Regions from separate parts of the Homo sapiens genome. Here region 2 is linked to region 1. A link is a loop called in an ENCODE intact Hi-C map of the cell type or tissue named here. Cell type or tissue: heart left ventricle. All regions are shown on one strand. Links, peaks and the distances in the headings refer to the core of each region. The heading gives the core; the rest is flanking DNA.

What was found. Peaks named below come from ENCODE experiments on the same cell type or tissue, not always from the same donor. Only the 100,000 strongest peaks of a DNase experiment are listed, where the experiment ranks them.
Region 2: a loop joins it to region 1, with 3 times the contacts of the local background. A loop is called at or near these places in 5 of 110 quality-filtered maps.

Annotation. Positions count from the first base shown.
Region 1 is chr10:16,307,878-16,319,842 of GRCh38, forward strand. No RefSeq gene overlaps it. Among named protein-coding and RNA genes, the nearest start is that of LINC02654, 36 kb to the left of the region's middle. In heart left ventricle, for the core only: no CTCF peak of the experiment used is centred there; no DNase peak of the experiment used is centred there.
Region 2 is chr10:16,547,811-16,559,775 of GRCh38, forward strand. No RefSeq gene overlaps it. Among named protein-coding and RNA genes, the nearest start is that of C1QL3, 32 kb to the left of the region's middle. In heart left ventricle, for the core only: no CTCF peak of the experiment used is centred there; no DNase peak of the experiment used is centred there.

The sequences.
Region 1 (11,965 bases), core at 2,502-10,501:
CCTATTTAATAAATGGTGCTGGGAAAACTGGCTAGCCATATGCACAAAACTGAAACTGGACCCCTTCCTTACAACTTATACAAAAATTAACTGAAGATTGATTAAAGACTTAAATGTAAAACCTAAAACCGTTAAAACCCTAGAAGAAAACCTGGGCAATATTAGCTTTATGTGTAAAGTTGCAGAGGTGTTCTACGTTTACAGAGATACAAAGATGAATGAGATGAGTTTCTTTCTCTCAAAGTCTTCACAGCTTCCAGGTGAAGCCAGAAATGTAAACTCCATAATAAAGGTACAAATCTCAGTACTAGAGACTCTCAACCTTCATAAGAAATTTCCTGTTTACTAGGGGATGAGAGAAGGCTTGCAGAGGAGATAGCCTTTGGAGAAGACCTTTGACAGAAAGAGATGGAAGAGGGCCTGGTGTGGAAGCTCCTGCCTGTAATCCCAGCACTCTAGGAGGCCAGGAGGGGTGGATCACTTGAGCATAGGAGTTCAAGACCAGCTTGGGTAATGTAGCGAAACCCCATCTCTACAAAAAATACAAAAACTACCCAGATGTGGTGGTATATCCCTGTAGTCCCAGCTACTCAGGAGGCTGAAGTGGGAGGATCACTTGAGCGGCGGAGGTTGAGACTACAGTGAGCCGTGATCGTGCCACTGCACTGCGGAGCTTGGGCAACAGAGCAAGAAGACCCTGTCTCTGAGAGAAAAAAAAAAAAAAAAAGAGAGATGGGAGAGACAGCAAAGAGAAGAGAAAAGTGAAAAGTGAGGGTGCATTCCTAGAATGGCAAGGGATCAAGTGAGACAAACACAGAGGGGCAAAGTGGGAAATAAGTCCGACCAGAGAGTGTGGTGATAATTGTGGAAAGCTATCAAGCTACTAGCTAAGGGCCAGCAACGAGGGAACAGCACAGGCAATTGAGCAGAGGAGTGATATAATTAGATCTGTATTTCAGCCCAAGCATCCAGGCAGGCATGTGTGGGGTGAACAGCAACCAGGAGTGACTGACTCAGGAGGCCAGTTCCAGAATCATTGCAAGAGTCTAGGTAAGAGGATGTGAGAGCAATGGGAACAGTAAGTGGGGTATGGCCAGAGGGAAATGAAATGAGGCGCTGGGTACAAAGTCAAATGTCAAACTGAAACAACAGGAGGTGGAGACCCTATTGGCTATAGGGACTGGAGGAAGGGATGGAAGCAATGAAGCTCAAAGTTACTTTCTTTAATTCAGACTTACACAAAAGTTGCAAAAATTACTATAAATAATTTCCATAGCTCCTCACCCAAATTTCTCAAATGTCACATCTTATCCTATTTGCTGTATCATTATGTCTTCCTTTCTCTTCTTCTCTTCCCCTTACACACATTATTATATACATTTTCTGAAAAATGCCTTTGAAGTTCTGAGCCTTGAGGTATTGAGAAACTTGTGACAAAAGTAATCGAAGGCCGGGTGTGGTTGCTTATGCCTGTAATCCCAGCACTTTGGGAGGCCAAAGCAGGAGGATCATCTGAAGTCAGGAGTTTGAGACCAGACTGGCCAACATGGCAAAATCCCGTCTCTACTAAAAATACAAAAATTAGCTAGGTGTGGTGGCACACACCTGTAATCCCAGCTGCTCCGGAGGCTGAGGTGGGAGAATCACTTGAACCCAGGAGGCGGAGGTTGCAGTGAGCCGAGATTGTGCCACTGCACTCCAGCCTGGGCAACAAAACAAGACTCCATCTTAAAAAAAAAAAAAAAAAAAAAGGTAATCAAGAGGGTGAATATGAAGCCAGAAAAGTGGGATGGGGGTTGGGAAGCACGTAGTGTAGAAGCTAGGAAGGAGCACAGAAATTCTGCAAACCCTTTCCTCATGTATATTTCAACAGTGAATGTTCCTCTGCTGACTAGAAATGATTTTCCTTTCTAACAAGTGTGCAACTCCAAAAAAAAACACAGAGCAGCACCTTGACAGAGGGCAATGCCCAATCCCACTAGTTCAGACAAACACATTCAGGTGATCAGATATGGCAGCAGATCAACCTAGACATTAACCTAGATGTCTGTCCTCCCTCCAATTCTGAAACCTTCATTCATTCATTCATTCATTCAACAAATATTTGTTTGATATGTTACACACTGTCCTACATACTGGAAATTCAGGAGTAGACAAAATACAGTCCATCATTTTCATGAAACTTACACGGCAATGGAAAGAAAGAGACAATAAACAAACAAATAATCCTGAGATAAGGGCTATGAAGAACAAATGAACTGGGTAAATGGTAGAGTGGCAGGTCAGGTTTGGGGAGTCGAAAAATATTTGATAAACTGATATTTACAATATCATTATTGTTATTATCAATTACAGTATAAATATCAATGTAAACCTATTTACAATAAATGGGTAAAGAAGTCATGTGGATATAAGCATAAACAGAGCATTTCCAAAAGGAGGAACAGAGAGAACAAAGGCCCTAACTGGGAGCATATTTAGTGTGTCTCGGCTACATCAAGGAGACTTCTATTAAATTGGACATATTCCTAAAGCAAATACCAAAACAATAAAACAAAGAATTACAGTTAATAAGTCAACAGAGGAGATCAAATGGAACATAATGTTCAATTAATCCCAACGTAGGCAGAATAAGAGGAAAAGGGGAACAAAGAACAAATGACATAAATAAAAAACAAATAGCAAGATTATGAGCTCAAATATAATCATATCAATAATAACAACATTACATGTAAATGGTCTAAACACCCAATTAAAAGGCAGAGATTGTCATATTGGGTAAGACAGCACTATAGGCTGCCTATAAGAAATACACTTCAAATAGAAACACACAAATGGATTTAAAGTTAGAAAATGGAAAAAGATATAGCCTAAGACTCTAATAAAAAGAAAGTTGAAGTGGCTACAGTAATGTGAGACAAAGTAGATCCCAGAGCCAAGATTATTTTGAGAGATAAAGTCATTTCATAAAAGATAAAGGGTAAAGGATCAGTTCAACAGGAAGACATAGCAATCCTAAATGTTTAGATTCCCTAATAACAGAGCTTCAAAATACATGAAGCAATTACTGATAGAAATGCAAGAAGAAATATAGAAATCCACATTATAATCATATATTTTTTGTTTGGTTTTTGTTATTTTGTTTTTTATAAAGATAGGGTCTTGTTATGTTACGTAGGCTGGTCTCAACTCCTGGCCTCCCAAAGTGCTGGGATTACAGGTGTGAGCCACAATGCCAAGCTTAGAATCTTATCTTTCAACACCTCTCTCTCAATAATTATTAGAACAACTAGACAGAAAATAAACAATAATATAGTAGACTTGAATGCTACCAATAAACTTGACATAACTGACATTTATGGAATGCTGTATTCAAAAACAACAGAATACACATTCTTCTCAAAAACACTCAGAATATTTACCAAAATTTCAAATATACATCACCTGTATCACTCCAGGCAAGAGCAGTTAATGATCAACATGGCAACCTCTTCACTCTAGCTCACAGAGTCACTTGCTTTTTGAACTATTTTCTTTTCATTTTCACAGGTGAATACAAATACAGTCACAAAGTACTTTAAACAAACACAATCACAGAGTTTCTACTATACCAAGAAAAACCCATGGTCCAGATCAGGACTACAGATCAGTGCCATCTTATTCTCCCACACATTGGTTAGCCAGTAAAACATAGTTTACTCGGCTTCTCCACTCAAAAGTGCTCTGTTGATTCCTAAACCATTAACTCTGTCTAAGTCAAAGTTTGAGTCTGCCCCATGTCTTAGTCCATTTGATTTGCTATAAAGGAACATCTGAGCTGAGTAATTTATAAAGGAAAGAGATTCATTTAGCTCACAGTTCTGCAGGCTGTACAGGAAGCATGGCGCCAGCATATGCTTTTGGTAAGGACTTCAGGTTGCTTCTACTCATGGTGGAAGGAAAAGCGGAGATAGCACATACAGAGATAACATGGTGAGAGAGCAAGGGAGGGAGGTGCCAGGCTCTTTTTAACAATCAATTCTCACAGGAACTAATAGAATGAGAATTTGCTCAATGCTGCAAGGACAGCACCAAACCCTTTATAAAGGATCTGTGAACAAAATCCTAACATCTCCTACCAGGCCCCACCTCCAACACTGAGGATCAAAATTCAACATGAGATTTGGAGGAGACTAATATTCAAACACCACCACCATATATAGCTGTGTTTTAGAAATTTTTCAATGTTAACTACTATGGAGTTCCAACAGACACCATCCATTTGCTGTTACAAAATAATCACATTTAACACCATCAAATTAATGAAAATACCATCTCGATGTAGAGTTCTCAGATTTAGCAAATAAAAATACAGGACAGAGGTCCAGTTAACTTTGAATTTTGGATTTTAAATAAACATTTTTTTTGAGACAGAGTGTCACTCCATCACCCAGGCTGGAGTGCAGTGGCAGAATCTCGGCTCACTGCAACCTCTACCTCCAGGTTCAAGTGATTCTCGTGCTCAGCCTCCCGAATAGCTGGGATTACAGGCATACACCACCATGCCCAGCTAATTTTTGTATTTTTAGTAGAGATGGGGTTTCACCATGTTGGCCAGGCTGGTCTCAAACTCCTGACCTCAAGTGATCCACACCCCATAGTGTAATTATGTCCCCAATATCGCATGGAGCCTAATTATTTTAGATCACCTAGAAAGAACAGGTGAGAACCACATGGTAAATTCTCGTGAAGAAAAGTTAAGAGGCCATGGGGCCTATGTGTGGTGAAATGAGTAAGTATAGGATCTAAAACAAAACCAAACAGACAGAAAGAAGAATGGTGAGAAGTGTAGAATCAGGTGCAACCCAATATCTGACACAGGAATAATCTCTATGGCTTTCTCCACGAGGTGGTTGTTCAGCCCCAGCATGAACATCAGTATAATTAGAGTACAAGAAGAAATTAGACATCCACAGTATAATCAGATATTCTAATACCCTACTCTCAATAATTAGCTCTTGAAGCCTACAAGCTACAGTGCTGTATTTGTCTTGAATCTTTCTGGAACTTCCACATGTGATAATTAAAATAATTCTGCTATTGCTATTTTTATGGCTGTATATTGCTCTGACTTTCAAAATGAAAGCTTTAATCTATAATCACACACCAAGGCTCCTGAGCAAAGGATACAATCTTTATTCATAAAACCATTCCCTCAAGTAACCACTCTATATGGGTTAGAAATAGGGAGGGAGAAAAAAGGAGGGGGACAAGGAAGGAGGGAATGAGCAAGAAAATATAAATAAAGTTGCTTTTGCCAACAATGCACTTGTAGAGGCAAGGAAAATGGATATGCTTTAAGAATTCCTCAGGGCCAAGGCAATAGTTATCTTTGCATCCTCAACCTCTAATTTGAGATCTCTCATAAAAAGAATAATGCCATACAGTCTTAGAATAGTAGTAGACTCATATAGCATCAAACACACCACATTGACTACAACAACCAAGCCTACTGAAAATGGAGGCATTGGAACATCATTTGGTTCCCTATATTCACACCAGACTGTTCTTACATCTTGCAGGTCAAAGATAATTGACTCTAATTTAGAAGAAGGGACAGGAAAAACTCTTAGAAGAATGATATTGCACATCTTCCTTGCTAAATTGTTTTAGCCTTTCCTGCAAAAACAGGCAGGAAGTTCTTTTTCATAACTCACCCCAATAACTCCTATTGTAGTTCAAGTTGACATCCTTTGATATCTATTAATATATTCCACAGAGAGAAAGAACAGCTAGTTACTATCTCCTGGACAGTCCTCATTCGGGCACTGAAAAATCCCGACTCAATAACTCCATCAGCCTTCTTGGAGATTTAATCATTTCAGGTCTTGTGACCTTTGTTAATAAGTCCTATTTTTCAAGGCTTTGTTCATTTTTCATCATTAGTTACACCGTTGCATAAAGATCAGGGCAAAAAGTGAAAAACTCAAATAATTCATTCCAACAAATGAAATGCTAATGCCGTTGCTATGTAGCAATGCTAGGTTCATTAGCCGCCTTTGCTTGGCATACCATCTGCAGATCTCCTCCGTTTATCCCACCAGCCTCGGGACATTTTAAAGAGTGGAATATGTCATAACCCATTCATGTTGACTCAATACCAAATGACATCTCTGTTTTCTGTAACACAAAATAAAGTTTGTCACACTTGGCTAATAGTTCTTAATGAGGATTAGGTTCTTTTTCATTCTTTTTTAACATTCCCCTAAGAGACACAATGTCAAATCGAGTAATTGTTTAATGAATGACTCTAAAGCAATTTGATGATGCAAAAACACAAATAGTGTTTAGCACAGATTCTAAATAATCACAACTGTTATTTTGAGCCAAATAGGCTGAATTTTCATTCTGAGGCATGTCAATAAAATAATTTATTCTAAGCTTTGATAATTCTGGGCAAACTTGGGAAATAAAGCAAGTGAGTAAGTTTGTCCTATGGAAGTCTTGTTACCCATGTGTATGTTCTCACCTCACCTCCTGAAATGTGACCCCTGACCTGTAGCAGGCTCTCAGAACACTCCTGCCCCCTCTAGGTGTCAGGATTTCTCCAGCTGTGCAATGTACCCCAACCCCATCACCACCCTGTGATTGACAGTCCTCTCTGAAACAGTGGTCCAGGTATTTGCCAAAATATTTACCTCTCCTGTAATCTGTTCCCCCAAGACCACTCTCTGCTGATATTGAATAACTAGTCCAATCAATTCAATTGTTCTGGTGGCATATACATGTATGTATGTATGTATGTATGTATGTGTATATATATACATATATATATGTATATATATTTTTTTTGAGATGGAGTCTCGCTCTGTCACTCAGGCTGGAGCGCAGTGGCGCGATCTCAGCTCACTGCAAGCTCCGCCTCCCGTGTTCACGCCATTCTCCTGCCTCAGCCTCCCGAGTAGCTGGGACTACAGGCACCCGCCACCACGCCTGGCTAATTGTTTTTTGTATTTTTAATAGAGACAGGGTTTCACCATGTTAGCCAGGATGGTCTCCATCTCCTGACCTTGTGATCTGCCCACCTTGGCCTCCCAAAGTGCTGGGATTACAGGCGTGAGCCACTGGGCACAGCCTGTTGTTTTCTTTAGAGACAGGGTCTCACTTTGTTCCCCAGGCTGGAGTGCAGTGGCGTGATCACAGCTCATGATAACTTTGAAGTCCTGGGCTCAAGCGAAAGCAATCCTCCTGCCTCAGCCTCCTGAGTAGCAAGGACTACAGGCACACACCACCATGCCCGGCTAAATTTTTAATTTTTTTTTGTAAAGACAAGGTCTTCCTATTTTGCTCAAGCTGGTCTGAAACTCCTGGCCTCAAGTGATCCTCCTACCTTTGCCTCCCAAAGGGCTGGGATTACAGGCCTGAACAACAGAGCTCAGCCAGCCTATAGATTCTTTAAGAGAAAATACTGTAATCTGAGAGAAGAATTTTAATTGGGGTTGGGGGGGGCAATCCTTTGACCATTAATAGAAACATATAGGGTTAAGTTTTTGAAACTCATCTCATGAATCCACAAATTTAGCCTCATTTCCATCTTTTCCATAGCCCCATCACATGCTATAGATATTCCTTTAGCCCTTTGCAGAGCAGCCTCACATATAGATAGGCCAATTTTCTCTCCCTTTTGTTAGATGTACCATCTTGTTGATTCATTAGCATTGAACTCATGGCCAACACCACCATAATTCTGAGTGAGGTTTATCTAACACATGTATTCTCTCTCTAAGGCACATCACAGCCTCTTTGTACTGAGAAACAATAGAGAGCTCATCAAGGCTCTGCTTGGGGGCCATACTAAACAGCAGAATCAATCAAAAAAGCATAAAAATGTGAAAACTTGACACTAAATAAACCTTGAAAAGGATACTCACAGTATGAGAGCCGAAGCAAGAAGGCAGACTGTGGCCTTGTTCAATTTCACCTAGGAATGTACATATCAGGCAACTTACATTTTTTGCTGCTCTGGACATGACTGCAAATGACCACAAAATCTTGTAAGCATTGATTTAAGGATTATAAATAACCACTATTGAGTAGGCAAATTCCCAAATATGCAATCAGGAAATAATGAGGATTGACTGTATTAGCCTCATCTTATGAAGAAACAGAAGTAGACAGAATAATTTGCTTAAGGTAACATAGCTAGGAAAAAAAGTAGAAGTCAATCACCAAGCCTCTGTGAATGCATCCTATATATAAGCTATAATGCCACAGTGCTTTCCAGGCTCACACCTGTAATCCCAGCACTTTGGGAGGCCGAGGCAGGTGGATCACAAGGTCAGGAGTTTGAGACCAGACTGGCCAACACAGTGAAACCCCATCTCCACTAACAATACAAAAAGAAAAAAAAAATTAGCCAGGCATGGTGGTGCGCGCCTGTAGTCCCAGCTACTCGGGAGGCTGAGGCAGTAGAATCACTTGAACCCAGGAGGTGGAAGTTGCAGTGAGCCAAGATAGCACCACTGCACTCCAGCTTGGGCAACAGAATGAGACTTCATCTCAAAAAAAAAAAAAAGACAACTTTCATCATCATCAACACTGTCCTACTGAATGACATATTCTGTCTGGTCCTGCTGAAAAGTCAAACAAGCATTGGAAGCCACCAAGCTTTATATATCTCAGGAAACTGATCTCTCTTAGAGACATATTCTAGGCCCTTCCTTCTCCGCTTTATGGGACAGAAAAAACCTGCCTTCTGGTCAATCTAAAATCCTTGTATAAATTCAGAAATGGTATTGCAATAGATTAAGTGCTTTGCAGTCACGGCCTTGATTTTTAAATCAGCTCCCCTGTATACTGGTTGTGACCCTAATGCTTTCAGTATCCTCTGCAAAACCGGGATTGCAATGCTGATTTCATATGATTATCCTGAGGATTAAATGATAATAAGCAGAAGGAGTCAAATTCAGAATAAGCACCTGGAAATTAACATGCCTTACTCTTGAGAATTTGTTCCTCGGGGGCCTCCCAGAACCTATTCAGCAAAGGGACTTTTCACTGCTCTTGGTTTCTGCACACAGGCGCTGCAAAAGCAAAAGCAAAACAACTGGCACTTCTATCATCCTATGATAATAACAGGCACATTGCCCTGTAAAACTCCACAACTCAGCTCCAGCTACACTCCCCTCTTTGTCAAGGGCAGTGTATATGCAAGATACATATATAGTAGCTCCAGGGTGGAGGTTCCAATATTCCATAGTCAGACACAGCTTGAAAACAAACGCAAACCCGCTTAGAATTAAAGCTCTAAGTCTGCCATGAACAGTTGCTTCTCAACTTCAACCTCTTTAAAAAGCACTTGTGTTTTGATTTTCAATTCTGGTTCACAAATCACTCCATCTGGTCTGGCCAATCACGATGCACGAGAAGCACTGAATTTAGTGTATCTTATTTATATATATATGTAATCCCAGAGGATGTGTTAATGTAAAAATGAAACAAGTTTGAAATGATGCAGGGGAAAAGATGGAAAGATTTCATGAATACTTCTCTAAGCCCAGAGGGTTAGCTTAAGATGGGAAACCTAAGTGCCTTCAAAGAAAGATCACAATACCTTAAGGTAGTGCCAAAGAAATTGTTACTCATGGTAGGCAAGGTTAAAAGTAAGGATGATGTGCTATTTAAAATATGAACCAGGTGTGGTAGGTCATGCCTGTAATCCCAGCACTTTGGGAGGCTGAGGCAGGTGGATCACTTGAGGTCAGGAGTTGGAGATCAGCATACCCAACATGGCAAAACCCCATCTCTACTAAAAATACAAAAATTTTCTGGGCATGGCGGTGCATGCCTGTAATCCCAGCTACTCAGGAGGCTGATGCAGAATTGCTTGAACCCAGGAGTCAGAGGTTGCTGTGAGCCGAGAATGCACCACTCCAGAATGGGCAACAGAGCAATACCCTGTCTCAAAAATAAATCAGTAAAAATATGAACTAAGCAAGAAGAGATACCTATGTCATTGACACATCTTCCTCATAGTGGAAGGATCATGAGAAGTAAGATTTGAATCTGAATCTTCAGTCCTTTATATACTGTGTGACCTGGGCAATTCACCCAAGGTTTTACCTATTAAAAAAAAAATGGCAGGCAGCCAGGCACAGTGGCTCATGCCTGTAATCCCAGCAGTTTGGGAGGCCCAGGTAGGAGGATTGCTTGAGACCAGGAGTTCAAGACCAGCCTGGGCAATATAGCAAGACCCCATTTCTACAAAAATAAAAAAATAAAAAAATAAAAAAATTAGCCAGGTGTGGTGACAAACGCCTGTAGCCCCAGCTGATTGGGAGGCTGAGGCTGGAGGATTGCTTGAGCCCAGGAGTTTGAGGATGCAGTGAGTCATGATTGCACCACCATACTCTGGGTGATGATGACAGAATGAGACCGTGTCTTGGAAAAAACAAACAAACAAACAAAAAACAGGAATAATATCAGCCTCATAGCATTGTTGTCAGGATTAAAATTAGAAAATATTTGTGCTATAAGATATGTCTCAATAAAACTCCATCTGTTCTTTCTAAAAGGAAGGATTGTTGATTGCCAATATATCGTTGAGATGAATTTCTTCATCAAAGCATTTTAATCATTTATTCAACTTTTACTGACCATCTTCCATGTGTTAGGCACTGTGCTAAACACTGTAAGTCAGAAATCCTCACTCTTCTTGTGTGTGTGTGTGTGTGTGTTAGGGCTGGGGGGTTGGTGGTAGAGAAGGAACATGACAATATTTATGGATGTCTCTTCAGAGCTATAGATCTTTTACTTTTTGGTGCCATGAACTTGATGTGTCAGCAAGGGCTCTACCCTTACAATGATCCCCAAAGGGAATCAAATACAACTTCTCCCATAAAACCTTCCCTCAATATTTCAAGCAGAAGCAATCACTTCTGTACGCTTATTACGCCTCTTATTTACTCATTTTACAAAAATTTGTCCAGGCACAGTGGCTCACGGCTGCAATCTCAGCACTTTGGGAGGCCCTGGCAGAAGGATCACTTGAAACCAGGAGTTCAAGACTGGCCCAGGCAACATAGTAAGACCCTGTCTCTATAACAATCAATCAATCAAAATAAGAATGTATTCACTTTTTCATTTTATAAGGTTATTGGACTCCTACTAAAGATGTTACATGAAATAGATACAGAGAGAAAACCAGAAACCTAATTTTCCTCCCTTCCCTCCAGAAATGTCTCCATTGAGGAGGGAAATTAAGATACACACACAAATGTTTTAATTCCTTACAAGTGGTAAAGATACAAAAGGGGAAAACATCACTTCTCAGCATGATCAAAGGCAGCCTTGTGGAGGATGGACTTTATAGGATGAATGGGATTTCCATAAATAAACACAGTAAGATACAGAAAACACATCTTTTGGTCTCAGCAGACGCTTATCAGGCGCTGCCTTGCTCTCTATTCATGTCCACATCTCATCTCCCCATCTGGCTTCTTACCTCCTTGACAGCCCCGGAGACTGTGCATCACTTTTTTCTACTGCTCCCACATCACATGACATTATGTACATGTATCAGAAAAAGGTGGCTTTTCTGTCCAGATTGGATATAATCAGTGGTCCTCAGTAGTTTGCGAAGTGTTCAGTTCATCTCCTCCACCCTGAAACTCTTTCTTCTCTGTGTGCATTTCAGGCAGGATGAGACTAACTCAAAGAACACCCAAAAGGTGAAAATCTGTTCTGCTTTTCAAGACCCAGGGAAGAGAACCCCACAACACTCTGAAAGCTGAGAGCGCCTACATTTTCATCATGCAGCTGCCCCCAAATCTTAAAGATCTTAATAACCAATCAGGACATGTCTGTGAGCCAGTAACAGAATATGTCCACATGATAGATATTACATGTATGCTTCTTTGCTCATCTTTGACATTTTTTGTGGCCTCTTCCTTCTCTTGAGTTCAACAGAGTGCTACCCAGGGATCTT
Region 2 (11,965 bases), core at 2,324-10,323, 240 kb after region 1:
ACAGGTTTGTTACATAGGTATACATGTGCCATGGTGGTTTGCTGCACTTGTCAACCCCATCATCTAGGTTAAGCCCTGCATGCCTTAGGTATTTGTCCTAATGCTCTCCCTCCCTTTTCCCTCACCCACCCCAATAGACCCCAGTATGTGATGTTCCCCTCCCTGTGTCCATGTGTTCTCATTGTTCAACTCCCACTTATGAGTGAGAACGTGCGGTGTTTGGCTTTCTGTTCCTTTGTTAGTTTGCTAAGGATGATGGTTTCCAGCTTCATCCATGTCCCTGCTAAACCTCTTTTCTTTATAAATTACCAGTCTCAGGTATTTCTTTATAGCAATGCCAGAACGGACTAATACAGCAGGTGTCAGCAGTTTTCTTCTGTCAAGTGCCACATAATTAATATTTAGGCTTTGTGGGCCAAGAAGTCCCTGATGCAACCGCTTAACTCTACATACTAGCAAGAAAGCAACCACAAATAATATGTAAATGAATGAGGTGGCTGTGTTCCAATAAAACTTTATAAAAACAGGTGGTCAGCTGGATTTGACCCACAGGACTGTAGTTTGTCAACCTCTGTTCTAGGGGATTACAAGGAATAGAAAAACCGATTCTGCCCAAACGTGAGAAACAGACATTTGAATTAATCCCTGGATATCAGGCCACAAAGGAGAAAGTCATTCCAAGCAGAGAGAAATGTGTTTATAATTGGGGAACTCCGATTGAAAATTGGTATTTGGGGAAAATATGACATGTGAGTGACAATAAATGTATAGGACAATGGCAGAATCCAAGTTTGGAAAGGGGGATTTGTGCCTAGGTTAACAAATCATGTATTTTATGATATCCACTTAGTAAGCGCAGTTTGTTTATGTAGGCTTTTTGTTTTGTTCTGTGAACAACTTGTTTCTCTTCTCCTGATACAACTTTGCTATTTTCCTCTTAATTTGTGACATACAAAATGCCTTCATATGCCGTTGCATCAGCAAGACAAGAAAACAAACTGTAAGGGGTCTACCAGCTATATAAGGATAAATACAGTTGATGAAACATGGTATTTCAAAGATACTGGACTGAAACATTGTAGGAGATACTCTGATAGAAAATGAGGACAAATTTTTGTCTTTTGTAAAACCCTGTGGGTATAATTTTGCCATTAGTCAAGATGGATGTTTCAATGTTGAGACATGAGAAATCTTTGAAACACCAAGGCATAACATGAATGCTGCAGGGAAAATGAAGTTGATTTTTTTTTTTGAGCTGTAAGTCAACTAAAGTTGCTTTTGACAGCTTGCTGATGAAATGTGATTTTTATAATGCTCACAGACATTTGTCCGAGTTACTAAGTTTATTAGAATTCCCGCATAGGTGGGAAAGTTGTTGAGTGTGGTGTTGGATTCTAGTCTCTAAAGTCAAATGATATCCCCAGGGCTGTATGTGGGATAGTTTCAGTATGGGAGAAAAAAGTAGAGACTGGAAGATCCATCCGTTTCTCTCAAGATGTGGGCATGTTCTCTTCATGCAATCGGGAGATTCCCTTAGTTCTAAGATTCCCCATCTGGAAAAAATAAATTTCAACTGATGCACTGAGATAAAATAGATGATATTGCTTAGTTGAGTGCCAAGCCAAGCTGCAAGTTTTTAAAAGAGAAAACCAAAAAGTATTATAAGATTCCAAAGCCCCTACCCACATTGAAGGAGTAAAAGGAGCAATTAGGGTGCTAGGTGTCCCCTTCTACCACCCCCACCCAAGGAGCAGATGGAGAGGCTCTGCCCTGTACTTCAAGCCCAGTGGAGTTCCATCAGGACCCCACAGTTAGAGTGGCACGGTGGGGCCCAGCGAGCGGCCCAGTGTCTGACTGCAACTCCTGAGAGTGGAAAGCAGGCTGGCTAGTAGAAGGGGGAACAGTTGAGCTGGGCACTCCCTGCTCCATGAGAGTTTACTGGAGCAAAGGATGCAACAAGATTTCTTGCAGATTGGAAATGGATCATGTGGGAGGGTGCTGATGGGCTGGTCTTAATCCAGTCTGAGATGGCCACACACAATGTGAAGGAACTTCAGTGCAAAGAGGCTGGAGGTGAAGTGCAGATTCACAGAGGCTGAGAAAGGAGCCTTTTAGAGACCAGCGGGAAAAGAAATTCATTCTTCCTCATTAGGGGATGATGTGGTTTGGCTCTGTGTCTCACCCAAATCTCATCTCAGATTGTAATCCCCATGTGTCAGGGGAGGGACCTGGTGGGAGGTGATTGGATCGTGGGGTAGTTTCCCCCTTGGTGTTCTGGTGATAGTGGGATCTCATGAAATCTGATGGTTTCGAAGTGTGGCACTTGCACCTTTGTGCTTACTATCTCCTGCTGCCATGTAAGACGTGCCTTGTTTCCCCTTTGCCTTCTGCCATGATTGTAAGTTTCCTGAGGCCTCTCCAGTCATGCAGAACTGTGAGCCAATTAAAACTCTTTTCTTTATAAATTACCGAGTCTCAGCTCACCACAGCCTCCCCATTCCGGGTTTAAGCAATTCTTGTGCCTCAGCCACCCGAGTAGCTGGGATTATAGGCACTTGCTACCACACTGGGCTAATTTCTGTATTTTCAGTAGATACGAGGTTTTGCCATGTTGGCCAGACTGGTCTCAGACTCCTGGCCTCAAGTGATCCATCCACCTTAGCCCCCAAAGTGCTGGGATTACCGGCGTGAGCCATGGTGCCTGTCCTCAGGTAGTTCTTTATAGCAGTGTGAAAACAGACAAATACAAGGGAACTGTAGGTAGGAGATGCCCAACCCTGGAAACGTCTCCAAGAAACCCATACACATGTCTACAAGAGAAAGGAAGCATTAAACATCTGCCAGGCCCAGAAAGCATGAAGCCAAGCTTCCACAGCACTGGTCAAATAAGTTTCCTGCCCTACCCTCCATGCCCCTCTTTAAGGCTCGTCACTTCTCTGCCCCCTTTGTGAAGGTGTTGGAAACTGCACTGAGCAACACGGAGGGAAAAAGAAGAGCAAAGCAGGGAAGCAGCAGAAACTGATCACAGCCTTAATCCAGTCTGAGATGGTCTTAATCCAGTCTAAGATGGTCTCCAGTCTCAGTTGGCCACACACAATGTGAAGGGACAGCTTCCTGGGCCTGAGTTAGGAAAAAGAGGAGAAACATCTACTTTGATCAACTTAAAATGCTGGCTGTTGGCCAGGCATGGTGGCTCATGCCTGTAATCCCAGCAGTTTGGGAGGCCAAGGTGGGTAGATCACCTGAGGTCAGAAGTTCGAGACCGGCCTGGCCAACATGGTGAAACCCCGTTTCTACTAAAAATACAAGAATTAGCCGGGTGTGGTGGCATGTGTCTGTAATCCCAGCTGCTTGGGAGACTAAGGCAGGAAAATCACTTGAACCCAGGAGGCAGAGGTTGCAGTGAGTTGAGATCAAGCCACTGCACTCCAGCCTGGGCAACAAAGTGAGACTCTGTCTCAAAAAAAAAAAAAAAAAAAAAAAAAATGACCCTGACATGCAACTGGACAATCCAATCAGTAAATTGGCACAGTGTGTTACGACCTAGGCATGAGTTTAACCCTTTAATTGATTTTTTTTTTTTTTTGATACGGAGTCTTGCTCTGTCTCCCAGGATGGAGTGCAGTGGCACGATCTCAGCTCACTGCAGGTTCCGCCTCCCAGGTTCACGCCATTCTCCTGCCTCAGCCTCCAGAGTAGCTGGGACTTCAGGCCAGCCACCACGCCCAGCTAATTTTTTTTTTTTGTACTTTTAGTAGAGATGGGTTTTCACCATGTTAGCCAGGATGGTCTCCATCTCCTGATCTCGTGATCCTCCCATCTCAGCTTCCCAAAGTGCTGGGATTACAGGCGTGAGCCACTGCACCAGGCCTAAACTCCTCCTTTTTTAAAAACTCAAATGGTTTCTGATTCCTGGTTAGATCCCAACCATAAGAGCATCCCATGAGTCATGCATGCCTCTTTTTGCGTGCATGTAAATATATATGACACTTTTAATATATGTGTGCATGAATAAATCTGTATATATATAACTTTGTTTTAGTTAAACAATGACCCTAAGCACATCTGGTGAGCTTCCACCACTTTAAGAATGCTTTTAGCTCATTAATAAATTGCTAAAGGAAAACGCGTTCTTGCATTTAGTAAAACAACATGTTAAACGTTTTGCTAGACAGATCATTGACCTAATTGAGAATCCCAAATCCAGCTTTGCCATCTAATCCATGATGCCACAAATCTTTGTGTGCTTGGTCCTCTGGGCCAGGAGCTGATCCAGTTCCAGGGACTCTGAAGAAGAACTCTACTTCCTCCTCCTTTACCGTTATGTCATGCATTCAATAGGTACTTGGCATCACTAAATCTACAAAGCCCAGAATTAGCAAGCACTGAGAACAAGCATATACTGAGTGTCCTGGTCATTCAAACACATATTTTATCCATAGTTATTCAGAAACCCATTCATTTGGTCACACTGGCACATCTTGGTATAAAGTAGAGATACTTCCTCAAAGGAGTGAATTCCTAGACTGTTACAGAATATAAACTTTCTCGCCCTTTTTATAATATGCCATTTATGGCTGGAGTTTGCAGGAAAATGTTGAGGAAGGGATGCTCAAATGCAAAGGCTCAACCCACAAAAGTGGAGCTGCTATTCCAGCTCTTTATCTAACATTTGTGTATGAATATGTATTAAAGAGCCAGTTAGCCTAGGCTGTGGATTAGCGCCCTAGGTGGGCCCTGTTTCTCACAGAGGTAACACAGTTTTATGAGTGCTGACTTAATCCTTAGGTGTAGCTTGTTGCCACACCTATCAGTAGCCCAATGGTAGCCTTAGGCAAAAAGAGGAGAGAACAATTCAATGCAGTAGGTCTCACAATCAGGATCCAGGAGTAAACCCGCATGATGGAGGCTCACTAGAGGTACCTTCTCAGATGCAAGTTGAAAAAATTTTTGTTTTTAGTTTAATTGGCATGATTAACACTTTCTCTATCACTCTCTTAAGCCTCAAAAAATCAAATAATTGATCAAGCTCTGGGCCAGGCACAGTGGCTCATACCTGTAATCCCAGCACTTTGGAAAGCCAAGGCAGGTGGATCACCTGAGGTCAGGAGTTTGAGACCAGCCTGGCCAACATGGTAAAACCCTGTTTCTACTAAAAATAGAAAAATTAGCCAGGCATGGTGGCGCATGCCTGTAGTCCCAGCTATTAGGGAGGCTGAGGAAGGAGAATCGCTTGAACCTGGGAGGTAGAAGTTACAGTGAGCGGAGATCACGCCACTGCACTCCAGCCTGGGTGAGAGACTCCATCTCAAAAAAAAATTAAATTTTAAATTTTAAAAATCAAGCTCTGATTTGGAGGGTTTGCCCGTTTCCATGGTGTAAATGTTAGTGTGTAACCCTCTAGCATTAATCACTAAGCTGGAAGCTTGATGTGGGGATGTGAGTATCTGCTCTACACACAGCCGTGTCTCCCAAACTTTGTACAGTTTATCCTGGTCAGTCTTCCCAGTGTTGCTAACCCTGCTGCATTATTCAGCCCCTGCCATTACTCACCTTGGGCCATGGTAGATGTTTGGTTACAAACCAACAAGCAATGCAGAGCATTTGCCCTTCTGTCTTTTCATTTCAAGATCATGATGATGCTGTGGACAGAAACAACAATGGATTCTAATGTGAGCCAACCGATTGTTCAGAATGTTGCCTTTTGAGGAATACCTGTATCTGTGGCCGTGCTGTGTGAAAGACAAAGGAGCATAATTCTGACATGAATGTTGGTTGATGTTTTCCTTAATGAGTAAAAAAGGAAAGTAAAACAACAAAGGAAATGTATATAGGGATTTCACTCATTTGTCAATGATATGAGTGGCTCCTTTGCAGATTTAGGTAATAACTTTTTATTAATTTCAATGGTTTTCGGGGAATGGGTAGCGATCAGTTACATGAATAAGTTCTTCAGTGGCCATTTCTGAGATTCTGGTGCACCTATTACACAAGCAGTGTACACTGTAACCAACGTGTAGTCTTTTATCCCTCACCCACTTCCCACCCTTTCCCCAAGTCAGCAAAGCCCATTGTATCATTCTTATGTTTTTGCATGCTCATAACTTAGCTCCCACGTATAAGTGAGAACGTACGATGTTTGGTTTTCTATTCCTGAGTTACTTCACTTAGAATAATGGTTTCCAATTCTATCCAGGTTGCTGTGAATGCCATTATTTCATTCCTTTTTAGAGCTGAGTAGTATTCCATGGTGTGTGTGTGCACGCTTGTGTGTGTGTGTGTGTGTGTGTATTACCTTGGGCCATGGTAGATGGCCCACACACACACACACACACACACACATATATACATACAGACCACATTTTCTTTATGCACTCATTGACTGATGGGCATTTGGGCTAGTTCCCTATTTTTGCAAGTGTGAATTGTGTGGCTATGAATATGCATGTGCAAGTATCTTTTTTGTACATTGACTTCTTTTCCTCTGGGTAGATAACCAGGAGTAGGATTGCTGGATCAAATAGTAGATTTAATTCTTTAAGGAATTTTCACGCTGTTTCCCATAGAGGTTGTACTAGTTTACACTCCACCAACAGTGTAGAAGTGTTCGCTTTTCACCACATCCACTCTAACATGTATTTTTTTTTTATTATGGTCATTCTTGCGGGAGTGAGGTGGTATCTCATTGTGGTTTTGATTTGCATTTCCCTGATCATTAGTGACGTTGAGCATTTTTTCATGTCAGCCATTTGTATATCTTCTTTTGAGAATTATCTGTTCCCATCCTTAGCCCACTTTTTGATGGGATTGTTTCGTTCTTGCGGATTTGAGTTCTTTGTAGATTCTGGGCATTAGTCCTTTGTCAGGTGTATAGATTGTGAAGATTTTCTCCCACTCTATGGGTTGCCTGTTTATTTTGCTGATTATGTCTTTCACTGTGCAGAAGCTTTGTAGTGTAATTAAGTCCCATCTATCTTTGTTCTTGTTGGATTTCCTTTTGGGTTCTTGGTCATGAAGTCTTTGCCTAAGCCAATTTCCAGAAGGGATTTTCCAGTGTTATCTTCCAGAATGTTATGGCTTCGGGTCTTAGATTTAAATCTTTGATTTAGCTAGAGTTGATTCTTGTATAGGGTGAGAGATGAGGATCCAGTTTCATTCTACATGTGGCTTGCCAGTTATCCCAGCACCATTTGTTGAATAGGGTATCCTTTCCCACTTTATGTTTTGGTTTGCTTTGTCAGAGATCAGTTGACTGTAAGTGTTTGGCTTTATATCTGCGCTCTCTATTCTGTTCCACTGTTCCTATTTTTATACTAGTACCATGGTGTTTTGGTGACTATGGCCTTATAGCATAGCTTGAATTTGGGTAATGCCTCCAGATTTGGTGTGTTTTTTGTTTGTTTTTTTCTTAGTCTTGCTTTGGCCATGTGGGCTCTTTTTTGGTTCCCTATGAATGTTAGGATTGTTTTTTCTAGTTCTGCGAAGAAGGCTGGTGGTAGTTTGATAAGAATTGCATTGAATTTGTAGATTGCTTTTGGCAGTATGGTCATTTTCACAATATTGATTCTATCCATCCATGAGCATGGGATGTGTTTCCATTTGTTTGTATCATTTGTGATTTCTTTCAGCAGTGTTTTGTAGTTTTCCTTCAGAGGTCTTTGACCTCCTTGATTAAGTATATTCCTAAGTATTTTTGTTGTTGTTGCAGCTATTGTAAAAGGAGTTGAGTTCTTGATTTGATTCTCGACTTGGTTGCTGTTGGTGTATAGCAAAGGTACTGATTTGTGCACATTAATATTGTATCCTGAAACTTTGCTGAATTCATTTACCAGTTCTAAGAGCTTTTTGGATGAGTCTTTGGGGTTTTCTAGGTATACGATCATGTCATAAGCAAACAGTGGCATTTTGACTTCCTCTTTACCAATTTGGATGCCCTTTATTTCTTTCTATTGTTTGATTGCTCTGGCTAGGACTTCCAGTACCAAGTGGTGAGAGTGGGCATCTGTGTCTTGTTCCAGTTCTCAGGGGGTTGCTTTCAACTTTTCCCAACTCAGTATAATACTGGCTGTTGGTTTGCCATAGGTGGCTTTTATTACCTTAAAGTATGTCCCTTCTATGCCAGTTTTGCTGAGGATTTTAATCATAAAGCGATGCTGGATTTTGTCAAATGCTTTTTCTGCATCTGTGGAGATGATCATGTGATTTTTGTTTTTAATTCTGTTTGCATGGTGTATCACATTTATTGTGGTTGTTAAACCATCCCTGTATCCCTGGTATGAAACCCACTTGATCATGGTAGATTATCTTTCTGATATGCTGTTGTATTCTGATGGCTAGTATTTTGTTAAGAATTTTTCCATTTATGTTCATCAGGGATATTGGTCTGTGGTTTTCTTTCTTTGTTATGTCCTTCCCTGTTTTTGGTATTAGGGTGATACTGCTTCATAGATTTAGGGAGGGTTCTCTCTTTCTGTATCTTTTGAAATAGCATCAATAGGATTGGTACCAATTCTTCTTTGAATGTCTGATAGAATTCAGCTGTGAATCTGCCTGGTCCTGAGCTGCTTTGTTGCTGTTGGTAACTTATTAATTACCATTTCAATCTCACTGCTTGTTATTGGTCTGTTCAGAGTTTCTATTTCTTCCTGGTTTAATCTAGGAGGGTTGCATATTCCCAGTAATTTATCCATCTCCTCTAGGTTTTCTCATTTATGCATGTAAAGGCGAACATTCATAGTAGCCTTGAATGATTTTTGGTATTTCTGTGGTATCAGTTATAATATCACCCATTTCATTTCTAATTGAGCTTATTTGGATCTTCTCTCTTTTCTTGGTTAATCTCACTAATGGTCTATCAATTTTATTTATCTTTTCAAAGAACCAGCTTTTTGTTTCATTTATCTTTTGTTTTTATTTCAATTTCATTTAGTTCTGCTCTGATCTTGGTTATCTCTTTTCTTCTGCTGGGTTTCAGTTTGGTTTTTCTTTCTCTAGTTCCGTGAGGTGTCACCTTAGATTGTTCATTTATGCTCTTTGAGACTTTTTGATATAGGCATTTAATGCTATGAACTTTACTCTTAGCACCACTTTTGCCGTATCCCAGAAGTTTTAATAGGTTGTGTCACTATTCAGTTCAAAGAATTTTTTAATTTCCCCCTGGATTTCATTGTTGACATAACAATTTTCAGGAGCAGGTTAATTTCCATGTATTTGCATGGTTTTGAGGGTGTCTTTTGGAGTTGATTTCTAATTTTATTCCACTGTGGTCTGAGAAAGTACTTGATATAATTTTGATTTTTAAAAATGTGTTGAGACTTGTTTTGTGGCCTATCATATGGTCTATCTTGGAGAATGTTTCATGTGCTGATGAACAGAATGTATATTCTGCAGTTGGGTAGAATATTCTGTAAATATCTATTTAGTCCATTTGTTGTAGGGTATAGTTTAAGTCCATTGTTTCTGTGTTGACTTTCTGTCTTGATGACTGTCTAGTGCTGTCAGTGGAGTATTAAAGTCCCCCACTATTATTGTGTTGCTGCCTATCTCATTTCTTAGGTCTAATAGTAATTGTTTTATAAATTTTAGAGCTCCAGTGTTAGGTGCATATGTATTTAGGATTGTGATGTTTTCCTGTTGGACTAGTCCTTTTATCATTATATATAATGTCCCACTTTGTCTTTTTAAACTGGTGTTCCTTTAAGGTTGGTCTGATATAAAAATAGCTACTCCTGGTCAATTTTGGTGTCCATTTGCATGGACTATCTTTTTCCACCCATTTACCTTAAGTTTATGTGAGTCCTTATGTGTCAGGTGAGTCTCCTGAAGACAGCAGATACTTGGTTGGTGAGTTCTTATCCATTCTGCCATTCTGTATCTTTTAAGTGGAGCATTTAGATCATTTACAGTCAATGTTAGTAGTGAGATGTGAGGTACTATTCTATTCATTGTGCTATTTGTTGCCTCTATCCTGTTTCTTTCTTTTTTTTTTTTTCATTGTATTTTTTTTATGGGTCCTGTGAGATTTATGCTTTAAGGAGATTCTATTTTGGTGTATTTCAAGGATTTGTTTCAAGATTTAGAGCTCCTTTTAGTAGTTCTTGTAGTGCTGGCTTGGTAGTGGTGAATTCTCTCAGCATTTGTTTGTCTGAAAAAGACTATCTTTTCTTTATGGAGCATAGTTTTGCTGGATACAAAATTATTGGCTCATACTTGTTTGTTTAAGGAGGCTAAAGATAGGACCCCAATCCCTTCTAGCTTGTAAGGTTTCTTCTGAGAAATCTGCTGTTAATCTGACAGGTTTTCCTTTATAGGTTCCTGATGCTTTTGCCTCACAGTACTTAAGACTTTTTCCTTTCTCTTGACCTTAGATAACCTGATGACCATATGCCTAGGAGATGATCTTTTCGTGATGAATTTCGCAGGCACTCTTTGAGCTTCTACTATATGGATGTCTAGATCTCTAGCAAGGCCAGGGAAGTTTTCCTCAATTTTTCTCTCAAATATGTTTTCCAAACTTTTAGATTTTTCTTCTTCCTAGGGAACACCAATTATTCTTAGGTTTGGTTATTTAACATAATCTCATACTTATGGAGGCTTTGCTCATTGTTTAAAGTTATTTTTTTCTTTGTCTTTATTGGATTGGGTTAATTCAAAAGCCTTGTCTTTGAGTTCTGAAGTTCTTTCTTCTACTTGTTCCATTCTATTGCTGAGACTTTCCAGTGATTTTTGCATTTCTCTAAGTGTGTCCTTGCTTTCCGGAAGTTGTGATTTTTTTTTATTTATGCTATCTATTACACTGGAGATTTTCCCATTCATATCCTGTATCATTTTTTAAATTTCTTTAAGTTGGACTTCACTTTTCTCTGGTGCCTTTTTGATTGGCTTAATAATTGACCTTCTGAATTCTTTTTCTGGCAATTCAGAGATTTCATCTTTGTTTGGATCCACTGCTGGTGAGCTAGTGTGATCTTTTGGGGGTGTTAAAGAATCTTATTTTGTCATATTACCAGAATTGTTTTCCTAGTTCCTTCTCATTTGGGTAGACTATATCAGAGGGAAGATCTGGGACTCAGGAGCTGCTGTTCAGATTCTTTTGTCCCACAGAGTGCCCCCTTGATGTGTTGCTCTCCCCTTTCCCTTATGGATGGGGCTTCTGAGAGCCAAACTGCAGTGATTATTATTTCTCTTTTGGATCTGGCCACCCAGCAGAGCTACAGGGCTCTGGGCTGGTACTGGGGAGCATATGCAAAGAATCCTGTGATGTGATCTATCTTCAGGTCTGTAAGGCATGGATACCAGTAGCTACTCTGGTGAAGGTAGCAGGGCAGTGAAGTGGATTCTGTGAGGGTCCTTGGTTGTATTTTTGTTAAGTGTTCTGCTTTTGTGTTGGCCTCCAGCCAGGAGCTGGCACTTTCAAGAGCATATCAGTTGTGGTAGCATAGGGAAGATCAGGTGGTAGTGGGGGCCCTAGAGCTCCCAAGAGATAATGGCCTTTGTCTTTGGCTATCAGGAGAGGTAAAGAAAGACCATCAGGTGGGGGCAGGGATAGGCGTGTCTGAGCTCAGACTCTCCTTGAGTGGGGCTTGCTGTGGCTGCCGTAGGGGATGGGGATATGGTTCCCAGGCCAATGGAGTTATGTTCCCAGGGGGATTACGGCTGTCTCTGCTGCATCACACAGGTCACCAAAGAAGTGAGGAAAAGCAGGCAGCCACACACAGGCCTCACCTAGCTCTCAAACAGCCTGCAGCCAAAAGGCCAGACTCCTCTCTTTCCAACCATGCCCCACCAACAGCACCAAGTTTATTTCCAGGTAGCCAGTGAGCAGGGCTGAGAACTTGCCCCAGGATACAAGCCTCCCAGCTCTGAAAGCAAGCGGACTCACAGTTCCTCAGTTGTCCCACGGAGCCTGCAGCAGCAGTCCACCTCCTTCAAAGGGTCTGTGGATTCTCTTAGCTTTCCTGGTATG